Linked DNA regions of Mus musculus: regions 2 and 3 are each linked to region 1. A link is a loop called in an ENCODE intact Hi-C map of the cell type or tissue named here. Cell type or tissue: heart. All regions are shown on one strand.

Evidence for each region. Peaks named below come from ENCODE experiments on the same cell type or tissue, not always from the same donor. Only the 100,000 strongest peaks of a DNase experiment are listed, where the experiment ranks them.
Region 2: a loop joins it to region 1, with 4 times the contacts of the local background. A loop is called at or near these places in 6 of 42 quality-filtered maps.
Region 3: a loop joins it to region 1, with 2.5 times the contacts of the local background. A loop is called at or near these places in 3 of 42 quality-filtered maps.

The regions. Positions count from the first base shown.
Region 1 is chr3:105,683,255-105,691,254 of GRCm38, forward strand. Ddx20 (DEAD box helicase 20) reads right to left here and starts at 4,317. Exons shown (of 11, transcript NM_017397.3): 1 at 3,870-4,317; 2 at 3,385-3,479; 3 at 1,031-1,199; 4 at 162-276; 5 at 1-41. The coding sequence starts at 4,173. In heart, a CTCF peak has its summit at 4,415 (motif pointing right); a DNase peak (open chromatin) is centred at 4,277; H3K4me3 peaks cover 2,189 bases; H3K27ac peaks cover 1,705 bases.
Region 2 is chr3:105,796,756-105,804,755 of GRCm38, forward strand. It overlaps Rap1a (RAS-related protein 1a), which reads right to left and starts at 4,626. Exons shown (of 8, transcript NM_145541.5): 1 at 4,484-4,626. In heart, no CTCF peak of the experiment used is centred here; DNase peaks (open chromatin) are centred at 4,506, 5,026 and 7,106; H3K4me3 peaks cover 3,088 bases; H3K27ac peaks cover 2,071 bases; H3K27me3 peaks cover 1,770 bases.
Region 3 is chr3:105,824,693-105,832,692 of GRCm38, forward strand. Gm46838 (a long non-coding RNA gene) reads right to left here and starts at 1,161. Exons shown (of 2, transcript XR_001784065.2): 1 at 1,062-1,161. In heart, a CTCF peak has its summit at 3,852; a DNase peak (open chromatin) is centred at 1,299; H3K27ac peaks cover 935 bases; H3K27me3 peaks cover 548 bases.

The DNA of each region.
Region 1 (8,000 bases):
CCAACATCTGCTTACTCGCAGGTAAAGAGGAGTAAATCCAACTGTAAAATACAGGAAAGCACACACCATGAACACACACCATGCAGACAGCACACACTACCGGGAAAGCTATAGAGAAATGCTTTGGTGCAACATTTTTGTATTCAGGCTAGTTTTCTTACTTTATTTGCTCCTGGAAACTGCCTTCTTCTAAAAGCTTATCTGCTTCATCAAGAATAAAGAGACGGATACTGCCCGGATTCAGGTAGTCAAGTTCTATGAGCTGTTTAATTCTACCTGTATGGCAGGAAAACAACAAAACCTGAAATACTTATGACATATCAAATCTGTACAAACCTCAGGAATGCTTTACAGTATTTATCCACAGGTTAGACTGCTTAATTTCCTTACAGTGTACCGTTACATACCACCTAACGGTCTAAGTAATCTTAAAGTCTGAATCCATTCTTTGTCCCCTCCCTTTTCATCACCAGTAACTTTGGTAAACAAACATTACTGCTAATAAACAAACATTACTGCTACCAAAATACTTGAATGCTAGCTGGGCGTGATGGCACACGCCTTTAATCCCAGCACTCCTGAGGCAGAGGCAGGTGGATTTCTGAGTTCAAGGCCAGCCTGGTCTACAGAGTGAGTTCCAGGACAGCCAGGGCTATACAGAGAAACCTTGTCTCGAAAACAAAAACAAAAACAAAACTTGAATGCTATGGCACTGAATCCTAGGTTCTGATTCTGAGTGATTTGTGAGCAAATAACCAGAGAGAACAAAAGAAACCTCAATCCACGGCTTAAACAGGCTTCCTAAAGTCACTTCAGGTCTCAGAAGCTGATCCCATGGGTATTCTCCAACACTCTTCAGAATGGAGAGGAACAGATTCTGTTGAAAACCCAGCCATGTGTCTCTCTGGTCTAATACTCTTCCATTTATGCTGAAAGCAATTATCACCACCATCAAAACTCCCATTTGATTGGCATGCTCACTGTTCTAGTCTTCAAGAACTTCAGCTACCAAGAGGTCTTAATGACTTACCAGGAGATCCAACAGCAATATGACACTTTTTAAGTCTGGTTTTGTCTTGTGATAATGGAGTCCCTCCAATAAAGACATGACATTCTAATCCTTCCATTTTTATTCCAATGGCTGTGATAACCGAGTGTATCTGAACAGCAATTTCTCTTGTGGGAGCCAATATCAAAATCTAAAATAAATTGCAAAACATTCTAACAAGTCAGAGGAATACATTTGAGTGGTACATCCATTTGTTGCAATACACTACATTTTAAGAGATGAGTTTTAAGACAAGAGAAAAATTCAGCTAACAATTAAGAACATACTAGACCGGGTGTGGTGGTGCACGACTTTATCCCTGGACTTGAGAAGCAGAGGCACTTTGGATCTCTGTTAGTCCCTGGCCAGGCTGGTCGACAAAGTTGGGTTCCAGGACAGAAACCCTGCCTCAAACTCCCTCCCCCGCCCCCCCAAAAAAAACAGGGTTTTTGTTGTCATTTTTTTTATACATACATAATGAATATATACATACATAACATATATATACATGTAATAGCAAGTAATAAATTGTAAGATTTTTTTTTTAATATATATATCAAATAGAGAAAAGAGAAAGCCCTGACAAGGGGAGTGGGTTTTTTTTTTTTTTTTTTTTTTTTTTTAAATATTTATTTATTATTATATGTAAGTACACTGTAGCTGTCTTCAGACACTCCAGAAGAGGGAGTCAGATCTCGTTACGGATGGTTGTGAGCCACCATGTGGTTGCTGGGATTTGAACTCCTGACCTTCGGAAGAGCAGTCGGTTGCTCTTACCCACTGAGCCATCTCACCAGCCCGGGAGTGGTTTTAAATGAGATAATCAGAAAGCCCTTTTACATCGAGAGTGTCGGCACACACAGAAGGTTCTACTACCCTAGAAACAGAAATCGATTGCCTCAGTTGAAGACTAGTCTAGGTTTCAGGCCAGCTAGGACTATTCCAAGTGTGCCTGCCTCAAACAAACGTGTTAGGAGCCCCATAAGGAGGTAACATTTGAGAAGAAACCTAAATGTATAGCACAGAGCTAGCTGTGGGACACACTAATGCTTTAGGAAGAGAAAACACAAATTCAAAAGTAGTAAGATATACATGAAGAACAGCAGAAAGACCCACATACTCTCTGTTGTTGTTTCGAGACAGTTTCTCTGTGTAGCTCTAGCTGTTCGTGAACTCTCTCTGTAGATCCGCCTGTCTCTGCCTCCCAAGTGCTGGGATTAAAGGTTTGTGAGAGGACTATATCTCAAAGCTAACTGCAAAGGTTAGGTACCAAAGGCCCCAAGCACCACACAGTACAAACTGCAATGTAACTACTGGAAATGAACATACTGGTTTTAAAAAAAAAAAGACTAGGAAATAAGACTTTTTAAAAATCCCTTAACTCTGGGCACACATCACAGATTTGGGTACTTTATTCTCATTCTCTCTCTCTCTCTCTCTCTCTCTCTTTCTGATTTTCCCAACTATAAATTATTATGTAGTATTACTTTGATACTACATAATACACAGGCACTAATTATTTTAATAATATACCTTAAAAATATGATTTTTACTCAAGTTTGGGATTTTGTCTGTTGCCAAGTATTACAAAGCCAAAACTCTCAACACATCCTAAATCTCAAATAAATTAGCCAATGTACTTTAAAAAGTATATTCATTATCTCCCACGGTTTCGTGGATATAGAACTCAAAGATTCTAGACAACAAATACAAGAATCCTGGGTTTAAAGGAATCACATTGAAGATCGACCATCTCAAAAGCCCCCTTTTGAAGTCAGCCATCACTACACACTCCAGACGACAGTGTCAGGATCACATCTTATTCACTGTTTAATCCCTAGTGCCTACTATAGTATTTATATGTAACAATGGCTAAACAAAGCTTTTTAAAGAATGATCCCCCAAACCCAAAGCTGAGTAGGACAATCTTAAAACCATATCCCGAGGCAACCTAGAAAATGAGAGATCAATACAACACATACACAAGGCTTTAAGAACCACCTGAAATTTCTGCCATAGCACAGTACTTACTAATCCAGAACTTCTACCTTCTATGTCTAATCCCACTCTAGTCAGAAAGTAAATGAATTTTTAATTGTACGATTCCAACTGACAAATGGTCGAGATGTACTTATAACAGAAAATTCCAACTTTAAAATACTGGACGTAGCCTTGGCCACAACTCACCGACGTGACCATCTAGTTTACTTCCCTAACTTGCATACGCTTTGGTCCGGCCTCTTCAAACTCACCATCTGGAAGAGTTACTAGTTTGTCACGACTCTCAATAGAGTCACGTGCTACACACCCCCTTCCGGATCCTGAGTTAGACTCACCTGAGTACTATAGTTTTCAAGAATCAGAGAGTCCAGAGCAATGGTGGAGAATACACAAGTTTTTCCAGTGCCCGACTTAGCTTGGACAATTAAATCTGAGGAAGAAAAAAATTATATATATTACATATTATTACCTAGATTTACTGATGCCACCAGATACCAAATACGAGAAAGGAGAATGAAGAGGTTCTCTGCCATGAGGACCTAGTTGCCACCTGTATTTTTGGTTGACTCTCAAACGCGCAGGAGGTGTGCTTGATGCCCCAATCTCTTAACCACCGAGCTACCTCCCCAGCCCTTTGCGCCCCGAATCTCTGCCGCTCACCTTCTCCAACTTGGACTCCATGCTGGAAGAAAGTCCTACCCTCAAATTCAACTGCGCGCCTTAGAGCCTGGCTTAGCCCCGCGATGGCGCGGAGCCGGAGCTCTCCGGGGGCCACGCCGTCCCCTCCTTCCCCCCACCGCCGGCCGGCCCCGGTCCTCACCGAGCCCGCAGCGCCCCAACGGGATGGCCTTGAGCTGCACCGGAGAGGGTCTCTCGAAGCCGGCCGCCCGCAGACCCTCCAGCACCGGTCGCGACAGCAGCAGCGACTCGAAGTCCGCGGGCTCCGCCAGCACCACGTCCCCGGTACGTGTGCGCGGCCCGCCGATGTCGTGTGCGGTCCGCTGGGTCCACGGGGATGCCGGAGTCGGCTCCACAGCCTGCACCGGCGCGGCCGCACGCTCCGCAGCCATAGTGGACTCGGAGGTTGTCAAGGCCGCCGGGACTTCAAACGCCGCCGCCGCCATGGTAGCCGCGCCTCCAGATCTCGCGATATTTAGACTTGAGGCGGGGCTCCTGGGAGCGAGAAGGAGAAAAACTTTATTGGCAGCCTCCCGGAGAAGACACGGACACGCCTGGAAGCGGAGGGGAAGAACGGAAGTCGGAGGCTGTCACTCTAGGAGGGAGCAGAAAAAAAAAAAAAATGTAGCCTGAGAAAGAGGCGGGAAGAGCGAGGGAAGATGAGGCTACCGGTGTGTTGCCGCCTGCGGCCTGCAGAGGGCGCCGCGTGCCCTTGGTGGGCGCCGCCCGCTGCCGGCCTCCCGCGGCTCTGAGTGCCTGGCCGCGCGGCGGGGCTCCAGACCCGAGCGCCCAGGACGCGCTTTGTGACGCAGCTCGCGAATCGGTCGCCGTCGCCTGGGCTTGGAGTCGGCTCCTTGGGTCAAGCTCGGCTGTAGCCACGCCGAAGTCTTCGCGATCCGTACCCTGTCGCGTGACGGAAGTCTCCTGATATTTAAGTGGAAACCTGGACTGCACGCCAACTCCTAGGCTCTGCTTGATCGCTCTCTCGGAAACCCTAGGCTAATAGACGTCTCGGGTCCAACGGATCTTTTGTGTGCCCTTCCTCCGTTATGGGGTGGGCAACTAGCACACCACTTTCCCTTCCTCTAGACCCACTCATGTGTCACCCTGTCAAAGAGGCTTTTCTTGAAATCTTGAGTGGTTTCCATCCTGACTGCTTCCTGGCCTTTCCCATTATTCCCACCACTATCCCCGAGTTTGATTATTTGGTTTGATTGGCTTAGTTAGTTGGTCTGTTTATTTTCTAAATCAGAGTCTCCCTATGCCGCTCAGGCTGGCCTCAAATTGGAAATCCTCCTGGCTCAACTTTTCAGATACTGAGATGACATGTGTGTGCCACCATACCTGGTCAGGTTCTTCATGATACAACTACCTAAAATGTTTATTGTCCACCCCCCACCACCACCCCCACACACACTTTCCATGAGGACAGAAAGCTATTCTGATTTGTTCCCTTCTGTCTCTGGTAGGAGAAACATAATCTGGCACGTACTAAATACTGTTTTTTGAAAGAGCTCTTAGAACAAAGCTTTAGTCATGCTTCCAAATGTAAGCATATCTTTATTACTTTTCTCATTGATGATGATGGACTGAGTCTCAGAACCTGTAAAAGAACCCCAATAAATGTCCTTGGCCATGGTGTCTCCTTACAGCAATGGAAACCCTAACTAAGACATGTTTGCTTAGAAATTAACAAAGCACTAAGCAAACGTCCACTATCCAAATGAAGGAAGAGGAACTAAAGATCGCAAGCTTCCTCATAGTTGCCCACATCTTTCACCCACCCAATCCACAGATGACAAATCTGAGGATTCCTTTTTGCTTTGCCTTCACCCTCTTTCTATCAAACTACTGTCAAATACTTGTGTCTCCAAATGTCTCATCCACTCCTTTACCATCTCCATAGTATCTACCCTGGGTCTTCTGGTCATCCTAACTGTTGCAAAACCCTTCTAGATGGGCTTCCCTGTCCAGACCATGAACCTCAGAGGCACAGAAATTACTTCCTTTATCTTTCTTTTTCCTAAGAGTTGAATCCATGATGTTGGCATACTACACAAACACTTCACTGTCTAACCACACTCCCAGTTAAAGAGTGAAACTCATTCCTCACTTCTTCCTCTCTCTCAGTCTCTTTTTCTGTTGCTGTGCCAAAAGCACCTTTAGGGAGAAGGTTTGGGTTGGGTTTGGGTTTGGGTTTGGTTTTGGTTTTCTGGACCATGGTTGAAGATACAGTCCATTATGGTGGAAAAGTGAAGGCAGTAGGAACTTGAAGTGGCAGGTCACGTTACATCCACTTTCAGGAAGCGGAGAACAGTGGATGTTTGCAAGTGTGAAGCTTTCTTCACTTTATACATGCCAGGATCCCCAAGAGAGAATGGCCCTGCCATTATTAAGATGTCTTCCCATATCAATTAACCTAGCAGAGATAATCACCCAGGGCCCATCTCCAGGTAATGCTAGATCCTGTCAATTGGATAGGTAATGTTAACCATTACGTTTCCTTTCTCTTTTCAAGATATTTTCTCACATTTATAGAATCATTAGAAACACACTTTTTGTTAAGGTAATGAGAGGATAAATAAAGTTACAGTAGGGTAGTAAGCAACAGATGACATCTTTAAAAGGATCATTGCTTGTGTCTTCAGGTATTCAATCTGTGCCCCGTGCTTCACAATTATAAACCCAAAAAGAAAAACAGAGAAATGGGCTCCTATAAACGTGAGCCATGAAGTTCTTCTAGCGGGATGCTCTGCAGACAGAGAAGCAACGCAAATGAAACAGAGAAAGTAAGAAAGGAAGGAGACAACAGTGTGGTTGATGTTGGTGGAGGATAATTCTGATGGGGATAAAGGAGATGGACATGATGATGGCTGTGGTGACTGCTAGCATTTATTAAACTCACATTCCACGAGGAGCTCACAACTCCAGGAGATGGGTACTATCATCTCCATTTCACAGTTAAAGAAGATAAGGCACTCACCCATCTGACATACTTATGAGTGACAACAGGATTATGGCAAGACATCCATAACGACACGATAGTGGCACTCACATCACTGTGGTAACTCACAGCTCTCTGATTGGACTGAAGGCCCACTCAATAGGAGCAAAACCACACCTGGTACTAGAAACCTAGCCCAACTTCCTGGGGCTGGTGAGGTCACAGATCTTAAAAGAGAACTTCTTAACACCCCTTTGTTAGACCAGCATAATTCCTAACTACATTTCTAAATCTCATTCTTACACTCATAGACAAGTATAGCTTTTTAGAAGAAGCTTCTCTTAGCAGGATGATGGTGGTGCACACCTTTAATTCCAGCCCTCGGGAGACAGAGGCAGGCAGATCTCTGAGTTCAAGGTCAGCCTGGTCTACAGAGCAAGTTCCAGGACAGCCATGGCTACACAGAGAAACCCTGTCTAAAAAAAAAAAAAAAAAAAAAAAAAAAAAAAAAAAAACAAAAGAAGAGGAGCAAATAGAGTCCATCATGGAAAACCACACTGGGCACAAAGCAGAGATCAGTGGATCAGCCCAGCCCCAGTGGAAACATCTACAGCACAGCGCCTGCATTTATGGCTCAGGGAGCATCACAGAAGCAGCAGAAAGATTATACAAGCCAGAATACCACTGTGAAATCGTATCCCCTAGAAATGACTACATAAACAAGACCAGAACGATGCCAATATCAGTACACAAAAGTCTAACACAGAAGTGGGGATGTCTCACAAAGTACCATCCCTAGAAAAAGGACGACTGGGAGAGGGGAGAGTGAGCCCCTCCGAGAGATGAGCCTGTATTGATTATCCACTACAACGTAGTCAGCCCTGAAACCATACACAACAACAAAAACACACTCAGCAAATTATGTTTGCATATTTGTATACACATACATATGTGTGTGCAACAGTAATAGAAAGGAAGCTATCAATTTGAGAGTGGGAGGTGTGGAGGAATTTGAGGGAAGGGACTTGGGAGGAGTTAAAAGGTAAAAGGGGAAGCAGGGAAATGACATAATTTTATTTTAGTTAAAACTATTTTGTAAAAAAAGAAGGTAGAAAGCTGAAAAGGAAGATACCCAGGACCCCCTAAGGATCTTCCTGAGACTTACAGGAGCCCTAAAATCTGGTGACTTCCAGCAGAAGAAATGGACTGCATAGGCCTGTGCCCAACAATGGCTCAGAGACAACAAGGTACTAGGAGAAGTCCTCAGAAGCCAGGCAAAGTGTCCCAGCCTTCCCGCAGTCACAGGGATCCGTCATCATGGAGGTAGGG
Region 2 (8,000 bases), 110 kb after region 1:
TCACTTGTATAATAACTAAAGTTTATTTCATAAAACAGTTAATTTCCCAGGTGTACATCAGGTACTTCTGAAAATAATACTAAAAGGACTATTTTTATTCCTCTTATGAAAGTACACCATTTCTTATTTTAGTTTTACGTTAGTAATCACACAACTTCCCTTTTTATATTGGTGCATGTGTGAGTGCACATCGGACCCCTCACTCTGAAAGGCCTACTTTCAAGAAGAAATGAGAGCACGGCACAGTTCTTTGCTGAACTGCTTGGCTGATCAGAACATAATAATGAATAAAGCTAACCTTATATGTTTAATACTCATTAGGATCATTTAACTTTGAAACAAATTAACCAGTCATCTCAAAACCGTGTGCCCAGGGAAGGAAGGCCAAAACCCCTCACTGTGTAACCATAACTGCTACTACAAAAGACTCAAAATGTAAATTAAGTATATGAAATTCTAAAAGGCACATAAAAATTACTACTTGTGATATGTACACGCACAGACATACACAAAGGATGCTTTGACCTCCTCTCATTAACATATAAAAGGTTAAATATTTCTATTTAATGCTAGTATTTACTACATTAAAAACTACATTAAGTAATGCAGTACTTTTCACTACAACACTGAAATGAACATAAAATACTTGAACTATGCTGTAACTTTTCACAAGTGATTAACTTTATTTGAAAAAGAACATTTAGGGAAAGTAAGTTTATGTTCACAATTTTAAATGTACTAGAATAATAAGATAAATGCTTTGTACAAGTTATTGCTATTGACCATCTGAAATGAGAGCTGTCTGGTGCCAAGACCCTTGTACACTGAGCTCTGCGGCCACTCCCTGGAACCTCTGGTACATGCTACACAGTGCTAGGTGCTTTCTGGGAACTCAGCTGTTCTCCCTCCCTTTACAGATGGCACAGTTTTGGCTGGCTCAGATCAAATCAAGCCATCTAGATTCCAGAACCAGAAATGCTGAAACAAAGCCTTGGTGGTGTAATTTTCTATAAAAATAAACTGGTATCATTCTCCTCTTAAAACTAAACAAAATGTCAAAGATTCGAAGCTGACCTTACATAACACAACAGGAGTCTATTTTCAAAATAACGGGCACTACAACACTTTAAAATTCAACTGCTCTTAACTAAGGACTATTTGATGAAATTTATTGTCAAACATATAAGATTCTAAAAACATCATAAAAACCTAAGCAAATTACAGAGGACAATAAAAACTCCTTATAGAAGAAGTAACTGCCAGAATGAACAACTAGAAGTGTATTTTAAATAAGACCATCGAGTACCCACAAAGTTCACAGTAACAGAAAACACTGTCAAGACTCAGCTACTTCACTATTAGATTATAAAGCACAGAAGAATGTAAAAGTTCCCTGAGAGCAAAGGCCCTCTAATTCACCCCTATATTCCCACTAATTAGCACTCTGTGAAAAGCAAAAATGAGCTAAATTCAACCTGTCTAAAAACAATCGTCTGTGGTGATAACACCCAATGAAAACTAAATTGCCATGAAACTTGTGCTCAGAAAACACGGCTGTTAAAACTAGATGGCCAACTAACTATATGTCTATTCACATACTGATCCTTTTAGAAATAAATCACAAAGAAATATTCCAAAAGGAAAAAAAAAATGTTGCCTAGACTACTGTGAACCATCATTGTTATTCTATGGGGAGGAGAGGATACCTACATGCCCGACAGAAAGAAGATGGACAATCTTAGCATGGTTGAAAGGTTAAAAAGGAAGACATAGGGCAGGATGTAACTTGGTTACTAGGCATTTGCCTAGCAAGTTCAAGGACTTGGGTTCAATCCCCAGAACATTAAAAAAGGAAAGGAAAAAAAAAAATCCTAGATCCTACTCTTTCCTTCCTTCCCCAACCTGAGTTGACTTCCACACAATAGTCAGAAGGATGTTCATAAACTTAGGTCAGATAAGGTCTCTCTTCTACTCTAAGGGCTCCCCCATGTCAGTCAGTGTAAAATGCAAACGTCCCAGTACTGAGTGTAAGAGCCCCCCTTACTTCTCTAATCTCAAGCCCTCTTCTCTCCCTGCTTACTGTTCTTACACCACACTGCCCTCCTAGCTGTTCTCAAAGGGTCACATATACTGGAGGGTCTTTGCCCTAGCAGGCCGCTCGCTCTTCCTGTCATCTTTTTGCATCTGAGGAAGCACACAGCCCTCCTCACTTCCTTCAGGTCTTCCCTGACAGTATTCTCTAGCCCCTCACCAGTCCTCACCCTTCCACACAGCTCTAACACCTGACACTACATTTACTTGGCTAGGGTCTTGTCCCTCCTGCTGAAGGGATGACAGCAAGAACTCCTTATCCACACAGCAGACATTCAATTAAGTACTTCCTGAATGTTGCATATTTTCACAACTGACTACATGAAGACCACACATATGAACAAGCTTGGAAGAGGAAAAAAAAGAAATTATTTGATTTTCAAATGCTCATATTACTAAAACATAGATTATACAAAAGTCTGATTAGTCATGATTATGAGTTTAGAGGGGTCAAAATATACTAGGGAGTATTGGTTAAAAATGGCTACTGGTTAGAGCCGGGGATATAGCTCAGGGGCAAAGTGCTTGCCAACCCTGCTTGAGGCTCTGGATTAGCTCCTCAACACTACAAACAAAATGACTGCTAAAAGTTCCCTGCATGAAGCTGGGTTTCATCCCAACACCACATAAACCAGGGAAGTCTATACTGATCCAAGCACTCTGGAGGTCGAGGCAAGAGAGTTGGTGGTTCAAGGTCTTCCTCAGTGACACCACTGAGCCACAGGAGATTGGGGGGAGGGGAGAGAGGTTCCTGAGAACTTTTCCTCATAAAACTGAAATCAATTTTAAACCTTGTTCCAAAATCCTCAGAATTTAGGGTGAAAGCACGATCACACCTGAGGCCACAAAAAGTGTGCACTTTTGCAAAGTTTTAATATGAAACTGAATAACATCGAGATCTCTGTTCACTTTTAAGATCGGTGTCTATGGGTGGCTTTAGAGGAGACCAGAAGCTGAATACAACATTCTGGGGATAAATGTCTGTTTTGTTTTTCCTGGGCAAAGGAAGAGTTCATATGCATCACCATGTTCTAGAAATGGTTAAGAATGACATTTTTTATAATGGAAGCGGAATGCAACATTTAACATAAAGATTTCTCTCAAAAAGATAAGAGATGTGTAAACAGACCACTCAACTCATTCGACAAATGCTGGGACAGGTATAATCCTTGCTAACGAACACAATCATAACAGAACCTGAAGTAGCAAGGAACTAAACTAAACAAGAGTCACACTAAGAAAGAATATCCGAAAATGTAAATTTAATTTTGAAACAAAGTGTTACAGAAGAGCATAAAGACAGGAAAGAGTCTGGGACCTAATCTAGTACTTACTCTACCAAAGTGTTACAGAAATCAATTACATCAAAAGAAAAAAGTACTCACAGGCATATCTACCCCCACACACTCTGACAGGAAACTCAAAGAAAGTTTCCAAATCCTGTTTCCAGCATCATCTCTTCTAACCGCCCGCTTCTGAAGGCTAACTCCCCTGGTTAATTCTGAGAGTCGACACTTTGACTCTAATAAAAACAGTATCTTCAGCCACCCAAGAAGCAGACAACAGCGGTTGGTACCTGTCCCGCTTGGCCCATTAACCTCCTGCCCTTTTATTCCATTTCTTACACAGTACTTCCTTCAAAGCAGCGACAAAACGATTTTCCTTTCCCAACGGCAATACACTCACAGTTTCTGAGCGGTAGCTCTTTTTCCAAGGCATGAAAGGTCCCCTCAACTCTAGTTTTCTATCCTGTGAGGAAATCTCAGATAGGAGGGGGGGCGGACGCGGGGGACACAACTGTCCTTCCTTGCTCTTCTCCTTACAACAGCCAATTACACAACTCAGCAGAAGACACTGCCCTTAACTTTCTGAGTAAGGAGACAAGCTACAATCCCACCACCCCACACTCCTCACACGCCCTCGGTGGGCGGAAGACCGGAATCACACCGTGGCCTCTTTCCTGACAAAATTCAGGGGTAGCAGCAGATATCAGAGAGTCGAGAGCGACGCTGCAAAGGCGAACACATGGCAAGCGGCAGAATACAGAGGGCAGGGAGGGCGGGAACCCGGGCTGGCGGCGGAGTGGGACACAGAGGTGTCAGCGCTCGGCGGCCGGGGCAAAGGCCGCGCGGAGGGCACCGCACCTCTCCGTCCGCGGGGACGACAGCCGAGCGGGCGCGGACACGCGTCCCATCTCGCGGCCCGCCCCTCGCGGCCGGTCCCGCAGGCCCCGCCGGGCCGCCTCGGTCCGCGGGCGTGGCTGGCTCCGGCCTTCAGCCGCGGCCCCTCCCGCCCGCCGGGCCCCCGGCCGCCGCCCCGGACTCGCGGACGGTTAAGAATAGGCCACCGAGGTGCGGCCAGTCCGCGCCCCTCACTCGCACCCCGTACTCACCCCGCGGCCCGGCGCCTCCTCCACCTCCTCCTCCTCCCTCCTCTCGGCCGCGGCTCGGGCTCGGGCTCTGCACGGCGGCGGCAGGAGCAGCGGCCTCGGGAGCGGCGGCGGCGGCGCCTCCGGAACGCGCACGCACGCAGCACGCAGGCCCCGCCCCCCCCGCCCTGGTCTCCGCCTTCCCCGCTGTGTCCGGAATCTATTTAAGGGAGCCGTTCTTCAAAGGGTGGGGGGCATAGTGTGCCAACAGGAACTGGGGCCTTGCCTTTGAGAAGGTGGTTAAGGCCAACATTGAAATGAGGAAGGGAAAAAAAAATCAGAAAGAGAATTTTGAAGGGATGCAACCATGGGACAGCTGTTAGTTGAGTGCCTAGTAGGTCCCCAATGCCTAGGCATACATAGGGAAAGTCACTTATAGAGCTCTCATCCTCGTGACCCAGGAGAGGGAACACGAACAACAAAAAGAGTAGCAAAATTCACAGGTCACCAGGGAGGGCTTTGCATGCTTTTGTTCGTGCTATGAAGAAACGAGCCTATCCAAAAGAGGCTGGATGAGAAGAATACCTTCCTGGGTTGAGAGGAAATCAGCCACAAACCCCGAGGTGGGGTGTGTCTTCCATATTTCACAACTAGCAAAATGCAAGCGAAAGGATGGATAGATAAGTAGAGTCTATGGCCAAAGAGTACTGAGGCGCCAAGATCTGGACAAACGACCAGACCCGGTGGAGCCTTTGGGCCATTGTAATGACAACAGGAAGCCCCGAGGAGAGGGTGGGCCCAGAAACAACTATATCTAGTTCATGTTTTTAAAGGTTAACTTTATGCAGGGCGTGGTGGTTTACTCCTGGAATCCCAGCATTTTGAAAACAGGAACAGAATTGCCACGAGTTTGAGGTTAGCCTGGACTACACAATGAGTTTCAGGCCCATCGGGAACTGGAGTGAGTCTCACTGTGTATGTAAAATATCCAACTGAAGCACGAATGTTCACAGGGGAAGTCTAAGGTGGCTATTCTCGTCCAATTGGCCAAGAGTGGTTATTTTATTTTAGATTTTGTTTATTTTAGCTTTATTAAACCTATTTTAATAGATTTAGACTTGAGAAAGCAGAGGGTCGAACGAAACAATTAGGAATGAATCTTAGGTTGGGGGCCTGCTGACTGATATCATTTAATAAGAGAGAAGATAGGGTAAGAACAAAGCTGGGACCAAAGAAATTGAGAGTTCAGTTTTATGGGGGATGGAGAAAGTTCAGTGGTGATGAGTCTGAGATATAAATTTGAGATCCATCAGGATGTAGATGATTTGACCCTCCGGTCTACATAAACTCTCTTAGGGATGGGGAGTAACTGGAAGAGAGGACCAAGAGAAACTTAGAGGTTAAAGATAAGCAGAGTTGACAGTCAGGTTAGAGGAACCCCTTGGAAGGAAGGAAGTTGTTAGGGAGTTGTTTTAGAAAAGAGGGAGTGATCAGTCAGTTCCCTTGCCTACTGCTGAAATAGCTAAGAAGACAATTGAATCTCAATCTCTGCCTCACCCCCACCCCACAGTCCCCATCCCCGCCACCCTGATTGGTTCATGCTAGACAAACTGCCACTGAGCCTCATCCTCAGTCAAGAGTTGGGAATTTAACCACTGACCAAGTTTGGCCTGAAGTTTGTTGAGAAGCTTAATGAAAACCCTTCCAGTGTTATCACATGGAGAAATGTCTGATTGGGGTGTGTTGAGAGAATGAAAGAGAGGCGAGGAAGACAGCCAGGAGCTGGCTGAGCCTAGCAACAGTCAGTAGTGGGAATGGTGTGGGGATCCAGGGACAGGATTTTAAAGCTGAGTTACTTCCTTGTGGTGTTAAGAGTGAAAAATAAAGTTCCGGTGCAGAGACAAGAGGAGACACCTAGAGAAACCATGGGAACCAAGAAGCAACAAGTCCTAGCACGGTGCTGAAGCAGTTGGCCTTAAATGTGAACAAGGACAGGAGAGTCACAGACTGTTCTGTAGCAAAGACACAGACACAGAGCAAGTAAGTGTGATTCTGAGGTGGGCACAGCCCACTGCAAAGCAAAGGGGACAAGTGAGAGCTAAAGTCTAGTCTTTATTTTGCCCACCAGGCTGAGTACCTGGTAGGACAATTTCAGCCTTGAGGAAAGAGCACTTTCCTAGCTGTTCTCCCTTAGGAGTGGTGTCTTTTGTCAGTTTTCCATGCCCCACGCACCACGCATCCATGCATCCATGCCCTGCCTGTTCCTTGTGTTTATTTTTTCCAGTTTACACAGTGCTGTAGGTGTTGCCTGCGGACTGACGGATAAGATCAAATCTGGCCTGTGTGCTTCCTTTTATCCTCTCTTAACGGGGTGGGGTGGTCATATATCTACACTGAAATCACTCAGCAAGGTGCCCTCCACTGCTTGGAGTTTTGCTGCTGAAAGTCAATGCGAGAGGAGTGAGAGGTATGTAAGGGAGTGGATGAGACACTCCGGAACTTGACTTGTGAAAGAGAAGAGGCCAACTAAAAAGCAGCGGCACCCGTGGGAAGGAATATTTTCAGAGGAAGCTATCAAGTGAGTGAGGGCGAGGGGACTTTCCAAGGATCCAGCAGATGCAAGTGAGGCAATCAGGGGAGAGGAAGTACGCAGCATCTGTGAAGATACGAGGGTTCAGACTGGCACATCGGAGCTCCATAAAGAGCACACAGCCCTTGGGACTCCAGCTTTGTCACAGTGTGTGTATGCTACGGATCCTCTAGGGCCGACGAACAGACCTGGCACTCACAACCATCTGGAGCACCACGGTCTGGGAAGAAAGAGAACGTAGGAAGGAATAAGCCAGTTAGATACCACTGGGGCCCCTGTGCAAAGCTTTGGGAGACCTCAAATTGGACACTTGACCTTCCTTACACTATGAGCTCGTGATCATTCCTGAAGGCACTTGTGTCCCTAGAGTTTGACAGATGTGAAGTATCTGTTAGGTCCTCCTGTCTTCCCATCTGCTTCACATGGCATCACCTTTCTCAGTCACAAACCTGCCAAGCCTTGGTGTCCTTTAATCCCTTGTCCCTATCTCTATGCCAGTCGCCCTCAAAGCAATGTGCACTGTCCAATAGAACATTCTAACTGGGATGAACATAACCCTTCTGCCTATTTTCATTTATTGTTGGCTGTTTTGGTGTTTGTTTGTTTGTTTGTTTGTTTTTGTTTTTTGTTTTGAGACAAGGTCTTGTTTTACAACTCTGGCAGGCTTGGTAGTCATTGTGTAGTTCAGGCTAGCCCCAAACTTAGGACAGACCACCTGCCTCACCATCCCAAATCCAGGATTACTCCCAAGGCTTGGGTCTTCACTCCCCAAGAACTTCATTGTTCTCTATCTGCATAATCCACAGGTGGCTATTAAATACTTAAAATGTGACCATGTACTGAGGGGCTGTATTTTAAATCTGATTTAAATTTAATTAGATTTATATTTAGATAGCTGCATATGGCTAGAGGCTTCTATATTGCTCAGCTCAGGAATAGATACTTCCTATC
Region 3 (8,000 bases), 140 kb after region 1:
CTTGTTTCTTGTTGTGTCAGTTTAGGTCTTAGAAGCAGAGTGGCTGACTAGATTGTTCTCCATGAAATCAGACCATTAGACAAGTGCTCAGGGCTTAGCCCACTCGGGGTTTTTTTATGTTTAGAAAAACAAGAAGCAGGAATCATCTCCTAAGTCACCAGGACAGACACCCAGTAGGGTCTCACCAGGACAGGCAGACACCCAGTAGGTTCTCACCAGGACAGACACCGAGTAGGTTCTCAGAGGCAAAGCTGGTCCTGTCCTGATGAGGCAGCAACCAGAAATGTCTCAGCAGCTTCTTAGTTCATCACAATGCTGGACTGGGCATCTCAGCTGCACTATTATACTTCAAGTTAAAGTTTTAGGCAAAAGATACATTCTAGAAAGCTCAGTGAGGGCTCCTGAGATGGCTCAGCGAAAAAAGGCGTTTTCTGCTTACCTTGTCCACCTGACTTCAATCCCCAGAACTCACATGGGAGAAGGAGAGGCCCACCTTACAGAAGTTTTCCTCTGACCTTCACATACATGCAGTAACAGGTACACACACACACACACACACACACACACACACACACAGGAGGGGAGAGAAAGGAAGAGGAAAGTGAGGAAGAGGGAGAGGGGGAGTGAGAAAGAGAAAGAGAGAAGGAGAGAGGAGATTATCATTTTTTAAAGCGCAGCAAACAAAACAATACAAAAGAAAATTAAATTAAATTTGGTCCTAAATCTTGATACTGAGATATCATAAATCTAAAAATGGGCTGGCCTGGAGAAATACCATTTTGGCTTAGCAGCCTTGTAGCAACTTAGAGAATTCCAAACTCCAAGACTCAGAACTTGGACGCAAAAGAGGGTTATCAGTGTAGTGCCTTGTCCAGCTGAGATTTACTAGACAGCCCAGTATTAGCAGTTCCCAGGGGGCCTGGGCTTAGCTTGAGTCAGTCAGGGTGTGATAGGCCACAGTGCTGATCTCACCTAGGCAAGCCAACCAAGTTCTCTGCCCCCTCCACCCACCCCCTCAGCCTGCTGTCAGCCACCTCTACCACCCCCACCCCTGCAGTTACCTCCTCTCTGCTATTTACCCACAACACAGCCAGCTGTGGAAGTTCGGTGACTCATTTGCTACTTAGGTATTTTGGGTTCATTACCCTTCAGCCACTTTACTGAGAAGAGCCACTCCCAGTGGTGCCAAAATAGAGAAGAGAGGAAGTAGGGCCAGCAGATGGGAGGGGGTGGGGCAGAAATTCAAGGACTGCTGTGGAAAAGGTCAACGGAGGTGCTGTTGTCCACGCCAGCGCTCCTGAGCAAGGCCACTCCAAAAGCAACAATGGAAAGGAAGCACGGCTTTGATTAAAACTTCATTGAGAGTCCTGGACACACAGCCACAAGTTCTCAACAACAGAGATGATGTGTTCAGGCATCCAGGGGAAGCGTCATTGCTCCTTGGGAATATTTTTAAGCAACCACACCCAAGCCGAGTTGACTTGGCCAAGAACAGGGTGGAAAGCACAATTACTTGAGAGTTAAGCCCAGCCTACAACACACAATCTGATCATTCCCTGTTCTCTGACCCCTGCTTCCAAAATGTGTGCGAACCTTTATCTCATCTATCTGGATTTGTTCTGTGGACTGATTTTGGTATGGAGTGGCTGCTATCTAGAACAGGGAGACATTGCATGAACAGTAGAGACATGTGTGAGCCAGGGTTACAGCTAAATAGTAGAATGCTTGCCTAGTATGCCTTAGGTCCAATTCCCAGCAACCACAAAGCAAACAAAACCTAGAAACTACATGTCAGGTCGTCCAGAAGGATTTGGAGAATGCATTTGAAAGGCTTCAGAATATGGTTACAAATCTTTCTCCTTAGGGATGCTCCATTCCTGGTGCTTCTGCTGCTAACTTGCCTTGTTCCAGCTCCAGTCTCTTTGGAATAAATATAAAATTACTATTTGTGATATTTGTCCTTTGATTGTAGTTTAAGGCTTACAAAATGAATGAGAACCCACTGGGCATATCCATTCCTTTCTAATTATGCATTCATTTATCAGACAAATATTCTCCCCAATACTGAATATTAGAGCCAGTTGTCCAGGTCCAAAGCTGGGGCATGGGCTAGAGGCTGCTTCCAAGAAGTGATTCCAGAATTCAGCTGAACTCTTGAATTCGGAGAGAAAGGAGCTATTAAGGACAACTCATGTTGAATTTTGAGGTTATTGACTTTGGGCTCTTGCTTCCTTCTCATGAGGCTGGGATGTTCATGATGTAGAGAGTGCATATAGCTGCTAAGAGCAACTACTTTTCTGGAAACTGAAACACAAAGCAGTATGCAAATGAAGCCAAGTATTTGATGGGCTAGAAGAAAGATCCAGGTTTTTGATGGCTCATGCCATCACAGTCCAAGGCAACAAGACTTTAGTACCATGGAGATTACATCCTTTTAATTAATAAAAATAATAATACCATGCATTTACAAATTAAAAAACATCACTTTCAAATAGCCTTGGGAGTAAATCATGGGCTAGAGATACAGTGCAGTGGTAGGGGGCGTGCTTAGCATCACAAAGCTCTAGGTTCAAAACTCAGGGGGAACAAAGAACTTCAACACAAAACCCAAATACCTGACTTATTTTATTTTACTTAATTTTTGAGACAGGGCCTCATTCTGTAGCCCTGGCCAACCTGGAATGCCTTCTATAGACGAACTCAGAGATCTTCCAGTCTCTATCAATAAAGCACAATTCTAAGTAGCTTTAGGTATAATCATACAAATGAAGAAACAAATCATAACTAAAATTAGAAAATGTGTACAGTGGCAAATAACAAATAAAAATATGTTCCCAGGTTCTCCTGAAAGAAGCTTCATTAGAAATTTTAAGAAATCAGAAATTAAGGAGCTGTAAGTGTTGAGCTCAAGATAAAGGGATAGCAGCACAGAGGAAGGCAGAGGGAGGCAAATGCTAAATAATAGAAGTCAAAATTAAAATAAGTTATAATAGAAACTGTCAAGAAAACAGAATTTGGCAAGCAGTAAAGACTAATAAAATTGAGATAGATTAAAAGGGAAAATCATTTATATATGCATATACATATATAACAGAATTTATAAAATAAGAAGAATGTCATAAACCTCATACAAGTAAATTTGAACAATTACATGACATACCCAGTTCCTTAGAAAAATGAAACTTACCAAAGTGGACTCAAGAAGAAATAGAAAATCTAATTTAAGAACTACAGCTATTTCTAAGCAGTTGTACTTGTAACTTAACATCCAACTACAAAACAAAATAAAGTAAAAATAAAGCACACAAGGGACTGAGAGGTTTGTAAGTAAATGTAGCCAAATGCCTAAGAAAAAGTTTCCCCAGTCTTATAAATCTACTCCAGCACACAGATAAAGAAGCAGAGAAGAGAGATTGACCACAACTTTTTGTAGGATGCTGGGATGATCTTGGTACCAAAGGAAAAGGACAAAAAGAAAATTTATAGACCCATTTCTCATTTAATACAGATGTTAAATTCCTAAAAAAACCCAAACGTATGGAAAATTAAATCCAGCAGTGAATCAGAATTAACATAAGTTCAGACTTCTCTCAGAACACAATTAGAACATTAGAAAACATATTAATTTGCTACTTTATACCTTGAAGAAGGAAAAATAGTGATCATTTCCATGTATGGAGAGGAAACATTTTCTGAAATTTAATTTACATTAGATGTTATCAGCATAGTTATAGAAGAAGCATCCTTAGCTTGTTAGGTGGTATCCACCATACATTTGCAATGTATACAATAGAATGTATGTGCTGACTTAATCATGAAATAGTATGAGACTATCCCTGATGTCTACAAGCTCAGCCCTGGAGGTCCTAGCAAGAACTGCATGATAAAAAGAAATTAAGCATGTAAGAATTTAAAAGGAATGAACAAGTAATTTTATTTACAATCAATATGGTTATCTACCTAGGAAATTCAAGACAAACTACAAATTATTATAATAACAGCATACCAAAATCCACACATACAAGGTTAAAATGTAAATATCAGATGTGATCCTAAATAGGAGAAACCAATAATTAGAAACTGTAAAGATAATGGGTGTGTGTGTGTGTTTCACTAGCTATGGTGGCATACACCTTAATCCCAGCCCTTGGGAGGCAGAGTCAGGCAGATTTCTGTTGATTTCCAGACCAGCCTGATTACATAGTGAGTTCCAGGCCAGCTAAAAGTACATACTTAGACCTTTTCTCAACCCTTCACTCCTGGAAAAAAACAAACAAACAAACAACAACAACAAAACATATTTCTAGGATCTGGAAAGACAGCTCAGTGGTTAAGAACACCTACTTCTCTTGCAGAGGATCCAAGTTTGGTTCCCAGCATCCATATCAGGTGGCCCACAATAGCCTGCAATGTCATCTCCAGGAAACCTGATGCTTCTGCTTCCTTGGGTACCTGTACATACTTACACATGCCTACCCCCCCACCCCCGCACACACATATACACATAACTAAAAATATTTTTTTATTGTTAAAAAAGGTTTTGGCCAAGTATAGCATCATAAATTGTGTCCTAGCACCAGAGAAACTGAGGCATGAAAATCACAAGTTCAAGGCCAGCCTGGGTAACATATTGAGACCCATCTCAAAAATTCCCCTAACTGAAAACAAACAACAAACCAAAATGACATGCTAATCTTGGAAAATTAAAATTAGAAATCACTGGTCAAGTGTATTAATAACTGGAGATAAGCCAAATGGTCAAATTAAAATTAAATCAATCATTTTATATGTCGGATAAGTAAAATTAAAGACAAAAAGGTCTAAATATTGGCAAAGATGTGGGAAAGATATAGCTCTATGGGTTATCTGCACCCACTCCACTTCCCCTAGAATGCATTTGCACAAGATCAGGAAGCTCCTTTTATTTACAAGCCTAATCTCCACAGCATAGAATAGTGCCTGGTACTGAGGGCAGTATGGACAAGAACTAGGAAAGTTGACGATGCAGATAGAACACTCCATTAGTAAGAACATAGTTCCCAGGAAAGCCCTAGGCAACTTCTTTCATAACTACATCAGAGATCATATATATGCATATATATATAGTCAAAATAGCAGTATATGAGACTAAAGAGATTAATAGAACTATTCATATAATACTTTATCTATCACCTGAAGTGAGTAATATAGAACTAAGGGTGTCAAGGTGAATATAAGATATTTTTCACTGCACTTCAAATATTTTCTCTTGGGAGTTATATATTGTCTTCAAGAGCTAAAATAGAGGCTGGGTGGTGGTGCCGTACAACTTAAATCTCATCACTCAGAAGGCAGAGACAAGCAGATGTTTGAATTCAAGGTCAGTCTGGTCCATAGAGCCAGTTCCAGGACAGTCAGGGATACACAGAGAAACCCTGTCTCGAAAAATAAACAAACAAAAGAACAAAAATAGTTAGAAAAATAACCTCAGTATAAAATTAAAACTAATACTTTAAAGTAACATTTGGTTTGGTTTGGTTTGGTTTGTTTGTTTTTGCAGTGCTGGGATTGAACCCAAGGTGTGGTTGTGCATGCTCGGCAAAGTAGCACTGTGCTCTTCCCAGCCTAATTTGTAATAATTTTTGCTCCTGACAAGTTAAAAAGTAAAACCAGATATAATAAGAGGTCTGAAATGACATGTGGATCTAGAGAGGGTGAAAGGAATCAGAGAAGCATTAGAAGTGTTAACACTTGAGTTGTGCTTAGTCGGTAAGCAGGTGGGAACGGGGCAAGAGATTCTCCATGGAGTGAAGCCAGGCCCAGGCAGAGGAAACAGTGCACTGTAGAAAATAGAGCAGCTCTGGGAGTGTTTAGAAGCTCAGCTGCACTGGAATATGACCCAGCACGGAGTAATGGTGAAAGGTAGGTTGGGATGAAACCTCGGAGAAATTCAAATACACAACAAAGTGGGAAAATATAAGCTAGCTAAAGTCCACCACAGTGCCTGGACTCTTATTTCATATAGCAAGCTCCATTGGAATGTAGATACATTCAGATTAAGGTGTTTTCCTAGTAAACTAGGGGTTTTTTTCCACTTAAAAAGTTATGTCCTTAAGAAAATAAGCCAAGTGTAGTGGCTCACATCTGAAAATACAAAACCTAGAAGACTAAGGCAGAAGGATGACTGTGAGTTTGAGGCCATCACAGAATGAGAGACTGTCTCAAGAACGAAACAAACTGTAAATAAAAAATCAAGGAAAAAAGATAAAATGTTAGTAATAATTGTATTAATACTTAAAAGGATGCTACAACCCAAAGGTATAAATAAATAAACATAGCTAACTATAAGAAGATGTTTCTTACATTCCTTTCACAATTATTACAACTTAGTTTATCTACAAATTTTACCTCAATTGATATAAACAGTCTTTTACTTGCTTGACTTAATTTTAGACTAGAAATTCATTAATTTACATTGGGTGGGAATAGAGTGCTCACCTAGCATCTGTGAGATTCTAAGTTCAACTCTCAGTATGGGGTGAGGAGAAGAAAACTAAGTGATATATTTTATTTTACTACAATTCATAGAGGACAGACCTATGGGCTAATCAGTGATGATACGAGAGACCTAGGTCTGTGTATGGTTTGTTCTTATAGAACAAAGACAGGGACCAATCCTTAATGAGAAGGCTCTTTAGGGCTGGTGATATGTAGTAATGGAGTTTGCATTGTAAACACAAGCAGGTGGGCCACATATACTCTCAACTTGGGGAGAGTATGGAAGGACTCTCCCTAGAGGAAGAGATGCTAAGGCAGGGCATTCAACAGTTGCTGATCTGCACCAGACGAGAGAGGCTTGGAGAGTGTGTCAGGAGGTTCAGGAGTGAAGCAACATGTGTGTACAGTCAAGTATGAGAAGAAAGTATGCTGAGAACTTGATAGAAGAAGACTTTCAAGCTGCAGGCAGGCAGACATAAAGGATCTTGTGAGGATCAGTTCTCTCCTGCGGTTCCTGGGAAACAGCAAAGTACCTTAAGCATGCAAACAGCTGCTTCACTCTGGTTTCATATCCACTCTAAAGATTGCTCTAGAAGTCACCTGGCCACTGGCAGAGTGTGGCAGGTGGGGTAGAGAAGAAGCAATTAGCAGAGCGCTCTGATGCAAGTGACAGCGGACAAAGTCCTCAGCTTAAGTAGAAGCAATGAGAAGGGATCCAGAGATCTTAGGTCACAGAGCCCTACACCTGAGTATCTGATCAGGTTTGTAGGGGAGAGAGGGGTAAATCCAAGGGAATGGATACATGTCTAACTTGCTGCTTATGTGGACAGTGATGCTGAGTACCTTGCATGAAGAGTGGCAGGTGACAGGCAAAGATGATGACTTGTTATTGATGTAGAAAGAGTTGGGTTGGACACGCTGACTTGAAGGTGTAGGTGATATGTGGAATTAGTTTGTTTGATAGAATATCACCAAAGAAAGCCCATAAATAGGCCAGGCAGCACCAAAAGCTCAAAGCAAAGAGTCTTGACTGACCAAAGAATAAAGCAAGGCCAGCAAGTTGGCTCCGCTGGTAAAGTGTCAAGCACAAGGACTTGAGTTTGGATCTTCAGAATACATGCAAAAAGCTGGTGTTGGGGTGTGGAGCCCATCACCCCAGCAATGTCTGGTAGGGACAGGCGAAACCCCAAAGTTCATTTGTAAGCAAGCATACCTTAATAAATGAGCTAACTGAAAGATCTTTTCTCAAAAAATAAAGGGGAGAATGACCAAGGACAGACACCCCGGGTTAACCTCTGACCTCCACATGCATCTGTGCCTGAGCATGTGCACATAGTCACACATAAGAAGCCACACACACACACACACACACACACACACACACACACACACTCACACCGAGAAATACATGAAAAGTGGGGGAAAAGCCGAAAGGAAAGAGATGTCAAGGAGGAAGGTTGTAGAGTTCTAAATAAATTGAAAAGGAGGGGTCAGTCAGGGATAGTAAGGTTGGACAGAGGTAA